2 separate regions of the Homo sapiens genome follow, and region 2 is linked to region 1. A link is a loop called in an ENCODE intact Hi-C map of the cell type or tissue named here. Cell type or tissue: chondrocyte. All regions are shown on one strand. Links, peaks and the distances in the headings refer to the core of each region. The heading gives the core; the rest is flanking DNA. Region 1 holds the start of DST-AS1 (DST antisense RNA 1). Region 2 overlaps DST (dystonin).

Region 1 (5,384 bases), core at 262-5,261:
AGGAACTCTGTCAGAAATAAAATCAAAATGACTTCCCTTTAAGTTTAAATGAGAACATAAAATGTTTTGAACAATGCATGATTTCAGAAAGTGAGCAACCGTACTCTGAACGTTTAGTGAACTGACACTCCCTATTCAAAGCCTACAATTCTTTTCTGATTAGATCAGTCCCCACAGCAAGTCACCAGGATAATAAGCAGTGTAGTGAAGTCATCATACTGGATACTGATGGGAAATCATAACTGGCTTCAAAACACATCGGGAAACAATGAGTTTTCCAGGTCTCCAGCTTTTCATGGAATACACTGCCCAATACTCTTACTTTCCTTTCCATGACTAAATGAAACATAGCACAGCTATAAAGCCCAAGTACAAATTGATGAACTAAGCATTTTAAAAACCTTAAGTAAAAATGAGGAAAACTCCCATCATTTTTTCAGTGACGTCTGAACAATATGTTTGAAAATGTATCTGTTTAAGGGCAATACTGATTGTTGTACACTGGCCTTCAGATCTTTAATTTCCTTTTATTTCCAAAGGCAAAGACAAGCTTTTAAACAATGCCTACTTCTTTTAGACAAAGTCAAATAAGCACTCGTTTTCAGTCACCTGAAATCACCCACGTGTCACTTAAGTAAAACTTCATGTGACAAAAATTCATTCAGCTATAATTTTTTTCAAAAGTATAAAATGTATCTACTTTAGAACTTTCAGATTTTTTTATTTCTGACTGTATAGAGCACAGATGTATTTCTTCAATAAGGTTTGTTGGTCTATATTGCAATATTTCTCCTTTTCAAAGCTCTGGAAACAACTAATTACAAACCTTACTTTAAAATGGAGTGATGCAGGTAAACATGAGTATATTACCCACCCACCCACATACACACACACACACACACAAATGTCACAAATGTGCTTTAGCCTAAAATATCACTGCACTTGCTCAGTGGCAGTATTATACACAATAAGAGTCTTGGCACAAAGGAATTCTCATTGTACTGTTTACAAAATTCTACAAGGATTGCAAGAATTTCGGTTATAAAACATATCCTACAAAGAGAGAAAACAATTGTGAGTGTATTTGGGCTTTTTGGGGCTTTGGAATTTTATTGTTTAGTTCAATTTTTTTTTATTTCTACTTTCTACTAATAGAAAAACTACATGCATCATTAACCATATAATACCACTGAAATTACTGACATTGAGTTACCAAACCCAAAGCAAATATTCAAAAGATATAAAACCATCTGAATCCTACCTATGAAATGGGTCACTATTCACTATAAATACTTTAAACCTCTGTGAGCTGCTCTTGAGTTCGGAGTGTTTTGGGAGCCACAATAAAAAGATGGTATACACACACTTAAAAATACATTTCCAGACACAAAAACACTTAAAAAATGGACAGCTGCAATTTGTATTTCATCATTATATTCAACTATGAAGTCCAAGTAAACATTATACTAAAACATAAATATCAGATTGGCATAGAATTTCCTGAACATAAAGGATGGGCAGAAAAAAATCTCAAAATACATTCTTTACATTTAAATTTACAACAAACTCACTAAAGTCTTTTATCCATCACGCTATAAAATAATTTTTACAATATATCAGAGTAAGTATATAGTCACAAACTTTATCAAATAAGAAAGATCATTTTAAGGAAAATGATCTAGTGATGCTGAACCTTTTCTACAGGGCTAACCAATACCCTAGCCAAGCAGCAGCAGCAATGCCTTAGTAATCCCATAGAGAATAATCGGTATCCACCCTCCCAGGAAGAATTATGATTACGCGTAGTGCTTAAGAGCTTTTACAAGGGAGAGAAAACGCAATGTGCTTCTTGGAAACAACCCCCTTCCCCCCTCTCTACCGCTCATCTAAGGGCGTCTCCGGACTGTCGCCCACCCCACCATCCTCCCTGCGCTGGGGGTACTAAATCCCGTGCAAAAAGACCTGGTCCATTCCCAAGACTGGTCCAGACACCTGTTTACTCGTGCCCAAGGAGTGGTGGCTCTGATTAAGGAAAGGCAGCGGTTGCCTCTCTGATCAGTGCCAAGCTCCGCAGCCCCAGGGCAGGGACCACATACCTTTGTACCTCTCCAGGACATCCTCGTAGGCCTGGAGATACTCCTGCTCCTCCACGTACAGGTAAGCAGCAGGGGAGAGGTAACCCGCCATGCCGAAGTTTATCTAAGCGATGACTGACAAATTCCCCTCTCCCCCTCGTAACCCCCGGACAGTATCGCAGTCAGCAAGACACAGCCTTGGGAACTGGAAAAGAGGAAGGAGCAGCACGCTGGGGAGAAGCACGGAAGCCGAAGACGCAGAGCGGGGGCGCAGGGGGCTGCCGGCGCCAGGGCCGGCAAAGGAAACGCCCAGGCCTCCGGGCAGGCCGATGGTGGGCCGCCCGGCTCCGGGAGCCCGAGTCCCTCTCGGGTTTCAGCAGCGGCAAATCTCAGCGAGCCCAGGGGCGGCGACGAGCAGCGCCACGCCAAGCGGAGGAGCGGGGCGTGCGGCGAGGGCGGGCGGGGGCCGGCGGGCGCCCGGACCCTCTGCGGCCGCGCTGACCGCTCTGCTGGCCCTGCACGAGGCGCGTGCTTCGGGCCGGGCCGAGGCCGCGGCAGCGGTGCGGGAGGACCGGCGCGCTGCCTTCACCGGGGATGCTGCGCGGCGCATCTGCGGCATTTCCTGGCCGCCGCGCCGCAGACACTCGCCCGCGCCGGGGAGAGAGGGAGGGAGGAGGGTGGAGGGTGGAGGGTGGAGAGTGGAGGGTGGAGGGTGGAGGGTGGAGGGCGGAGGGCGGAAGGGAGGGGGCGAGCGCGGCGGTCAGCGCCCCGGCTGGCTCAGCTCCGGCCCCGGCGCCTCTCGGCCCCTCCCTCCCAGGCAGAGCCACGCGCCCCAGGCCCCCTCCCCAGGCCCGCCCACCCTGGTGGACCGTGCGGCCAAGCACGCCCACCCCCGGACACTGGCTGCCCGGTCCCGGATCCCCAAGGGCGACGTTTCTATTTGGGATCCACAACAGGTGCCTGAGAAACAAAGCCGCAGATCGCTCCACCGCTGTGCGCAGCCCCCTGCTGAGGGGCCAGCGGCTCTCCCTGGGTAAGGGATGATCGGGGGGAGGGTTGGAAATACTTTCTTCCACCCATCTTTTTGGCGTGGGAGGATTCAGGTCACTCTGTGACAGCACAGGGCAAGGAGGGCACGGGGGTCCGCGTCTAGGGGACATCCCGGGGACAGGGTGAGGAGGCCTCTGCAGGTGGCCCCGCGCATCAGCGCCTGACAGCCGGGCCGCGCCTGCGCCTGAGCTCCCGGCCGCCGCGAGGCTGCCGAGTACCAGCCTGCGGTCCCTCCCTTCTGCCCCCCAGAGCCCACAGGCGCATCTGCTGCTGGGCTCCGCGGCGGGCCTATAGGTTCACAACTGCCCCATATTTATCACCTCCCTCCTGCTCTCTCCTTATTATTCATTCTACATAGTACTAGTATCCATTAAACTGAGTAAAATGGATACAGTTCCCTTAAATTAGATATATGTGTATCATATACTAAAGTGGGTGAGTTTAAGCGTCCATTGGAGGAACCAACTGATACCCAGGCATGTAAATGGATGTGTTTAAGAGTAATGACTGGCCGGGCGCGGTGTCTCACGCCTGTAATCCCAGCACTTTGGGAGGCCGAGGCGGGTGGATCACGAGGTCAGGAGTTCAAGACCAGCCTGGCCAAAATGGTGAAATCCCGTCTCTACTAAAAATACAAAATTTAGCCGGGCGTGGTGGCGGGTACCTATAATCCCAGCTACTCGGGAGGTTGAGGCAGAGAACTGCTTGAACCCGGGAGGTGGAGGTTGCAGTGAGCCGAGATCACGCCACCGTATTCCAGCCTGGGCGACAGAGCAAGACTCCGTCTCAAAAAAAAAAAAAACAGTGAAGTCAGGCTGCTGTACATAGAATCTTCACTCCTTACTGTGTCACATGGGCAAGTTACTTATCCTCTCTGAGACTCTCTTCATCAGTAAAACAGCGATAGTAGTGCCTAACTCATAAAGTTGTATAGTAAATGAAGTTTAGAATAATGTCTGGTGTTATATAAGGATTAGCTGCTGCACCTACTACTTTATTTAGGAGGTGGGGTCTCACTCTGTCATCCAGGCTGGAGTACAGTGACAGGATGATACCTCATTGCTACTGCTATTATTAGATAAATCAGCTGATTGTTGACAGTCTGACCTATGTCAACTTCACGTCTTGTCTAAATCTTCCTTCCCTATTTCCTCCTTTCACATATACTGACCTTTTGCCCTCCATGATTTTTTATTTCTTTGTTAGCGTTGGGTGTTGTGAACTATGGACCATTTTCCATTAATGCTTAGATAGGGATGAGTTCCTCTTGAAAGAAAAAATTGTGTACTCGTGGGAAAAAAAAACTGACTTGAGATAGAACTGGAGCACTCCTCAGCAATTGGCCTACTTCTGTTACTCCAAACAAAGCAAGACCACATCTCTTTTTTCTATCCTGACCACTGGTTTATAATCTGAGTTTGAACCACTGTCCCAGTAAGTCTTTAAGGTTACTAGAGTTTTCTTACAGCTCGATATGCATTTGTATGCACATTAGTTCATAAAGTAACAACCAGGCATCATATGGGACACCTTCTTGAAATAAAAGGGTTAGCAATTAAGTCCCTGAAAGTCATTCATTTACAGACCACACATGTATAGACATAGGTCTCTCAAAAATGTCTCCTTTACAATGAGTAAGGTCATTGAAGGCACGTCTGAGCCTTCATCAGAGACTGACACCCAGTAGCACCCAGTTTTATGAATATAGTCAGCACACAGTAATTTTAATCATCCATTTAAGGAACCAGTCAAAATGAGCAGAAGCAACATTTGGGATTGTTTTTAAAAACAGCCTTTACCCCATGCATTCTTGGAAGGGTAACATTGGGTCAATATGCTAATAATAATAGTGTATTCCATAGAGAAGAGGCAAAAGCGTAGCAGTAAATAGCTTGGACTTTGGAGTAAAGACTGCCTGAATTCAGATCCTAGCTCTACTACTTCTTGACACTACAACCTTGGCAAAGTTTTTCTTCCTTTCTCAGCAGATTCTGAACTGAAAATGGAGAAAATCATAGTACCTACTTCATGGGGTTCTTGGGAGGTCTAAATAGGATACCATATTAAGTGCTTAGAAGAACATCTGGCCATGGGTAAGCTATCATTTATAAAGCATTTGATGTGCCAAGGAGGTAGCAGAATTGTTTGCATTCACTATTATATTTAATCACCACAACCATGACCCTTTGATAAGGAAACTGAGGCTAAGATAAGTTTGGTAAATTGTCCAAGTAAACACAACTAGTCATGGACAGAGAA
Region 2 (5,384 bases), core at 109-5,108, 300 kb before region 1:
CAAAAGTGTCACATTTTCTACTAAGCTGGTGCTACCACAATCTACATCACTCTCCCCTAGATCTGTGTGAGAGAGATCTAAATCTTGAGGGGAATCCTTCAAGAGTTCCCTACTTTGTGCTGTGATTTGGGATTCTCCAGGTCCGTATGTTTCGTCCTCTTCTCCAAGGTTAAAAATATGCTCATTTTCTCTATTTCTTGGCATAATTAATGGGTCACACTTCACAGGGCTCTCTTTCAAATTATTCTGCAGGCAACAATTTTCATCGTGGATTTCCCTTTGACCATTTACATGTTTTGCTTCCTCTAGTGGAGAAACATCATGTAAAATCATTTTGAAATTTTCATCAGGGTGGGCACTTTGACATGAAAGCAGTGGGATTTTCTGTTCGCTAATGGAATTAACAGAAAAAAATGGTCTGTATTGGTCTGTTACAAGAATATCTTCAGTAGAAGACAAACTTTTAATTCGTGACTGGTCTCCAGTTAAAATGCCCTGTTTTTCTTCCCTCTCTGCTGGAGGGCTACATAAACCAGAGTCATCCTCCTCCGAAGTGAGAGAATTAGTACCCCATCTGCACTTGCTGGCCTTGGTAACAGCATCTGACATATCAGCAGGTTCAACAAAAGAGCTTTCACTTTTGTTTGCATAATCCATAAAATTGGCCGGGACAAACATTCGCCATGACCGTCTATGCTCTTTCTTTTCCGCATGAGATTTGGCTTTAGGTAATCCTGTGGTTCGAATGATATCACTATTTAGTTTGAGTGCATCAAAGATCATCTTTTCATCTAGTTTGTTAGCTTCCCGACCTCTCAGCTCAAATACACTGGAAGAAGTAAGGGCACCATTAGAGCATAAAGAACTAACATCCAGTGTTCTGTGACTGTAGGGTAAAGTTCGATCTGTAAAATGCCTGGAAGATAGACTACCTTTTGAACCAGAGTCTATCTGTTCATTTAGTCTAACAGTATCATAGATTGACCGCTGTGGGACGTAACAGTCTTCGATATTTAGGTCCTCCTCTTCTTCACCCTTCCCTACACATGGGGGATTCTGACGTAAACAGTCTGGTCTGCTGAGTGGCTTCCCCATTTTGCAGATAGTTAAAACAAATATTGCAGCTCTTGACACAGATAAGAAATAAGATAAAGCATCTTCCAAAAAAGTATACTTCTGAACAGAGCTATGGAGTGTCTTTAGCATAAAGACACATGCTCAAATAATATATTTCATAATACATGAGGTGTTTAAGGTCATCAGCAGTGCATCAGTATAAATGCAACTATCCTTTTACCTGGTTGATTTTAGGATGATTCTAAACAATAAAGTGCATCAATAACAGAGAACAAAAATCTCCTTTGTCCACCTTTCCCAGCTCCCAAAGTCCCCGTTCACACACTCCAAAACACAGAAAATAAACAAACACACACTTAACAGTGGCTCAAACACTCAGAACATTCCATTGTCAGTCCATTTCCCTTTTTAGTCTGATATTTCCAGATTAAAATTTCCAAATGAGCAAGCATTTTAACAGCCTGAATGTTAATTTCGGCAGAGCTCTGGTTAACTGTAATCCACTTAAAGATGGCTTGCAGAACTCCACCATTCTGGTAAATAAACCATGCTCCAGAAATTTAAAAGACAAACACAGGGACCTGGTATTGTTCACATCAAGGCACAGAACAAATCTTCAGAGAAAAATAAGTTAAGTCTAACGTTATGAGAAAGTTACATTTTTCTTTTACTTTTTTTTTTTGGAGGGGGGAGTAGCTATAAATAAACTTGATTGAAAAGGCAGGTTTTCTTCCTGTTTTAAGCTTCTTCAATGCTATTCAGAACTACTCAAAGGAAGAAAGAAAAAAACACCAGACTTTTAGACACCCAGGGCAGTACAATCCAGCAACCGTTTAAAGTAAACAGAAAGCATGGTGTACTACTAAGCTTCTTTAAAAAAAAAAAAAAAAAAAAAAAAAAAGCCATTTCCAAAGATTCTTATCTGGTCCTCCTTAGGAAGGCTTATTCCACCTGAGGCAATTGCAGCAACGAAGAGCTCCGCGGCTTCCTCTAAGGCACAGGCAGCGTAATTCACATTGAGCAGAAAACCCAGGGACTACATTAGCCTTTGAAACTGAACCAAGTTCTGTGGCCGCGGTATGGCCTTCATTTCAGCTGGGGCTAGAGAGAGACGGTGGCGGTGGAGGCAGCAGAAAGAACTCCGGAAGGGAGCTCCGGGGCTGTCCGCGGCTCCTCAGGGCAGCACGGTGCCGGGCAGGCATGCTCTCCAGCCAGGGCGCTTGCAGCAACGCCCTCTCTCTTCAGGCACCATCTGCTGCGTCTCTGGGCCTGCCGGGCGTTCCGGAGCCGCAGCTCTCTACCACTTCGGTGCTACGCCCTCCCGTGACTTAACTTCGCAGTCATCTTTCGCTTCTTCCCGGGAGTCGGCGAGCGGTTTCAGTGGGAGGTACCTCGAAGCCGAGAGGCTGCAATGTAACAGCTTGTGGTGACATCAGCGCAAAGCAGGCCGAGTCCGGCCACTGGGGAGAGGGACAGCTCAGGTTCAAACACCGCGGAAACCCCGCCGACTACTTCAAAATGGGAGGGGATCCGTAGGGCTTGCGGAGGCAGAACCTGGCACCGGGAGATCCGCGAAGAAATTATTTTGTGAAGGTCCAGAGACCGCACTCATTTGAATACTAAATGGGAAAAGGGGGGCTACATAGGTCCCTATCCTTCAGTTGAAACCGCACTTTTACACTGAAGAATCTGATGCTTCAGCAGTATCTGCGATGCAAAGTGCAGATCACTTTGAAGTCGAGAGTGTTTTGCCGTTCCCTTTTGAAGCCCAAGTTCAAATCTAACTGTTCTCCAGAGTAAAGTATTCCTACCAGTGAGGGGCTCTCAGCACTGCTGACATGAATATTAGTAGTTACTAATAACCATACAGTACTCTTGAGGTTAACACAAGGCCCAAGAGTGGTACTCACTGACTCCAGATATTTAATAAACAAAATCACCTCCACAGATTTTTATCTACTGAACACCCTTCTAAAAATACTGTTTGAAAATAAATTCAGCAAGCCAACTCTTAGTCTTTGTAGGAAATTTAATAGTTTTATTTAAATAAAATCTAAACATTCTCTATTTTACAAAATAAGAAACATCGTCAGAGTGTCAGTTACAAATGAAGCGGTCTTTCTTCAATCTCATAAAATAATCATTTGAACATGAACAAAACTGTGCTAACTCCAAATGAAGAAGGCAGTTCTAGTAAAAACAACTTTATACTTTCTTTGTTAATTTTACAGAAAAGATGTGGGAGGAAACTTTTGTGCCTTTAATGAGAAAACGTTATCTCAATATTCATTCGATAAATCTAAGAGTTGAATCTTTTTTAAAAAAATCTTTTCATAATGAAAACTCTATCGGTAACTCATCCATTCAACAATTATTAGATTATTAGATGCAACTCAGTATGTGGCCATCATTAAGTTGACTAGATATATGACTATCTATAAAGAAAAAGAGATTTAAAAATATCCATCCACATCACAATATCAATGCCAATTTTTCATGTTCAAGACGTGAAATATTTCAACAAGCACCTGATTCTGTGGTGTTCAAGCACACAGGCTGTAATAAGGCACTGATAAGAGAAAGAAAAATGGTCTCATACTTACCACGCTTGAACAGTGGATTGGGCACTAGACTGGGAAATAGTAGAGGCCAAGAGTCTTACTCCCAGCTGCCGCTCTCTTGATATGTAAGCTTAGAAAACTACTTATTCATGGCAATATGAATAATAAAGTTTCCTTGAGATCTCTGAGTGCCTTTCTCTAAACACTCTAAGATCCTTACAGAACTTTTCATAATAAAGAATGGCTCTAATTCAGTTCACCTTAGACTCTAACTCTGAATCATTAGCACAATATTATTCTAGGCTTATGAAAAGCTAAGAGGAGCAACATATAACCTCACATTTGAGGTGGGTAGTACATTTTTAAAACTGCACAAATAATTCATTCATAAATTAAATGATTCAAAAAAATAGCACTCACTGTCTGCCAAACAACATGTAAGCACTGGAAAAATGATGTTGTAAAGACATAGCCACCACTGTCCTTACACCACTTACACTAGAATGGGAATGTGAATGAGAAAATGGCCATGACACAGTTCGGAAGTAAACAGTGCTATGGGAAAATATTCCCTAGTTAATTGAGTTCAAGTATACACCACTTATTTAATAACTAAATTCCTTTTTTATTGAACTGATTTTTATATTGATTCACATTAAGATTTGTGCTATTAAAATTTGTCACAATAATTTACATATATCTTTGTTACTTGAAATCACATTCCAAAGTCTTACCTGGATGACATGTAAGAGCTCATATATAGAGCAGAACCGGACTGGTTTATTTTTCCCCAAAAATTTGGTTTAGACAGCTACTATAAATGTTATAGCCTCTAATGTTAATAAAATCAAGATATATTAAACCATGTTAAATATTAATCATGATATCTAGATCCATCACATTTTCTTTTTTTCTGAGACAGGGTCTTGCTCTGTCACCCAGGCTGAAATGCAGTGGCATGATCACAGCTCACTGCAGCCTTGACCTCTCGGGCTCATGTGATCCTCCTGTCTCAGCCTCCCAAGTACAGATGCGCACCACTACACCTGGCTAATTTTAAAAATTTTTTGTGGAGATGGGGTCTCACTCTGTTGCCCAGGATGGTTTTGAACACCTGGGCTCAAGCAGTCCTCCTGCCTCAGTCTCCCAAAGTGCTGGGATTACAGGCATGACCCACTGTGCCCAGCCCCCTCACATTTTCACAATGAGAGAAATACATAATAAGGTACGTAAAGTTTTCCTGAAAAATAGCCAACACTATTATTTCATAATACAGAAATCATAATGCTGTTTTCAAAATGTAGCTTTACTTACTTTTTGTAGCCTACTAGATATAATCCAGCTAAACTATCTACTAAAGCAGATGATTTCAGAAAAGTACACAACTACTAATTGAATTATAAGCAAAACAGTAATATTTTCTCATTTTATATTCCTAAAGTTTAATTAAATCTTTTAAAAGGAAAGTCCCTGAAAAGTCTTCCCACTAAGTGCAACAATGTACATCATAGAAAAGTTTTATCATTCACATTTATGATTATTATTTACACATTATTTACTCATAGAAAAGAGCAATTTTATCAGCTGAAACATGGAGGTTTTAGGGTTGAAGGATTGGAGGTATTAAGTTCAATGTGCAGTAAGTGAAAAATGTCTATGTAAGTAAACGCACTATTATCAATGAATAACTCTTGGCCTGATAGCTCTTGAAATCAGGATGAGAAGTCAAACAAGGGATATGCGTTT

What was found. Peaks named below come from ENCODE experiments on the same cell type or tissue, not always from the same donor. Only the 100,000 strongest peaks of a DNase experiment are listed, where the experiment ranks them.
Region 2: a loop joins it to region 1, with 3 times the contacts of the local background. A loop is called at or near these places in 3 of 110 quality-filtered maps.

The regions. Positions count from the first base shown.
Region 1 is chr6:56,840,959-56,846,342 of GRCh38, forward strand. All of the region lies in intron 4 of DST (dystonin), which reads right to left. It overlaps DST-AS1 (DST antisense RNA 1), which reads left to right and starts at 3,028. Exons shown (of 4, transcript NR_125866.1): 1 at 3,028-3,108. RefSeq lists enhancers at 1,601-2,469, 2,470-3,337 and silencers at 2,421-2,680, 2,771-2,970, 3,311-3,450. In chondrocyte, for the core only: CTCF peaks have their summits at 3,380 and 3,579; DNase peaks (open chromatin) are centred at 2,411 and 3,303.
Region 2 is chr6:56,540,478-56,545,861 of GRCh38, forward strand. The region is part of intron 61 of DST (dystonin); the gene reads right to left. Among named protein-coding and RNA genes, the nearest start is that of COL21A1, 300 kb to the left of the region's middle. RefSeq lists enhancers at 1,714-2,479, 2,184-2,603. In chondrocyte, for the core only: a CTCF peak has its summit at 2,330; a DNase peak (open chromatin) is centred at 2,334.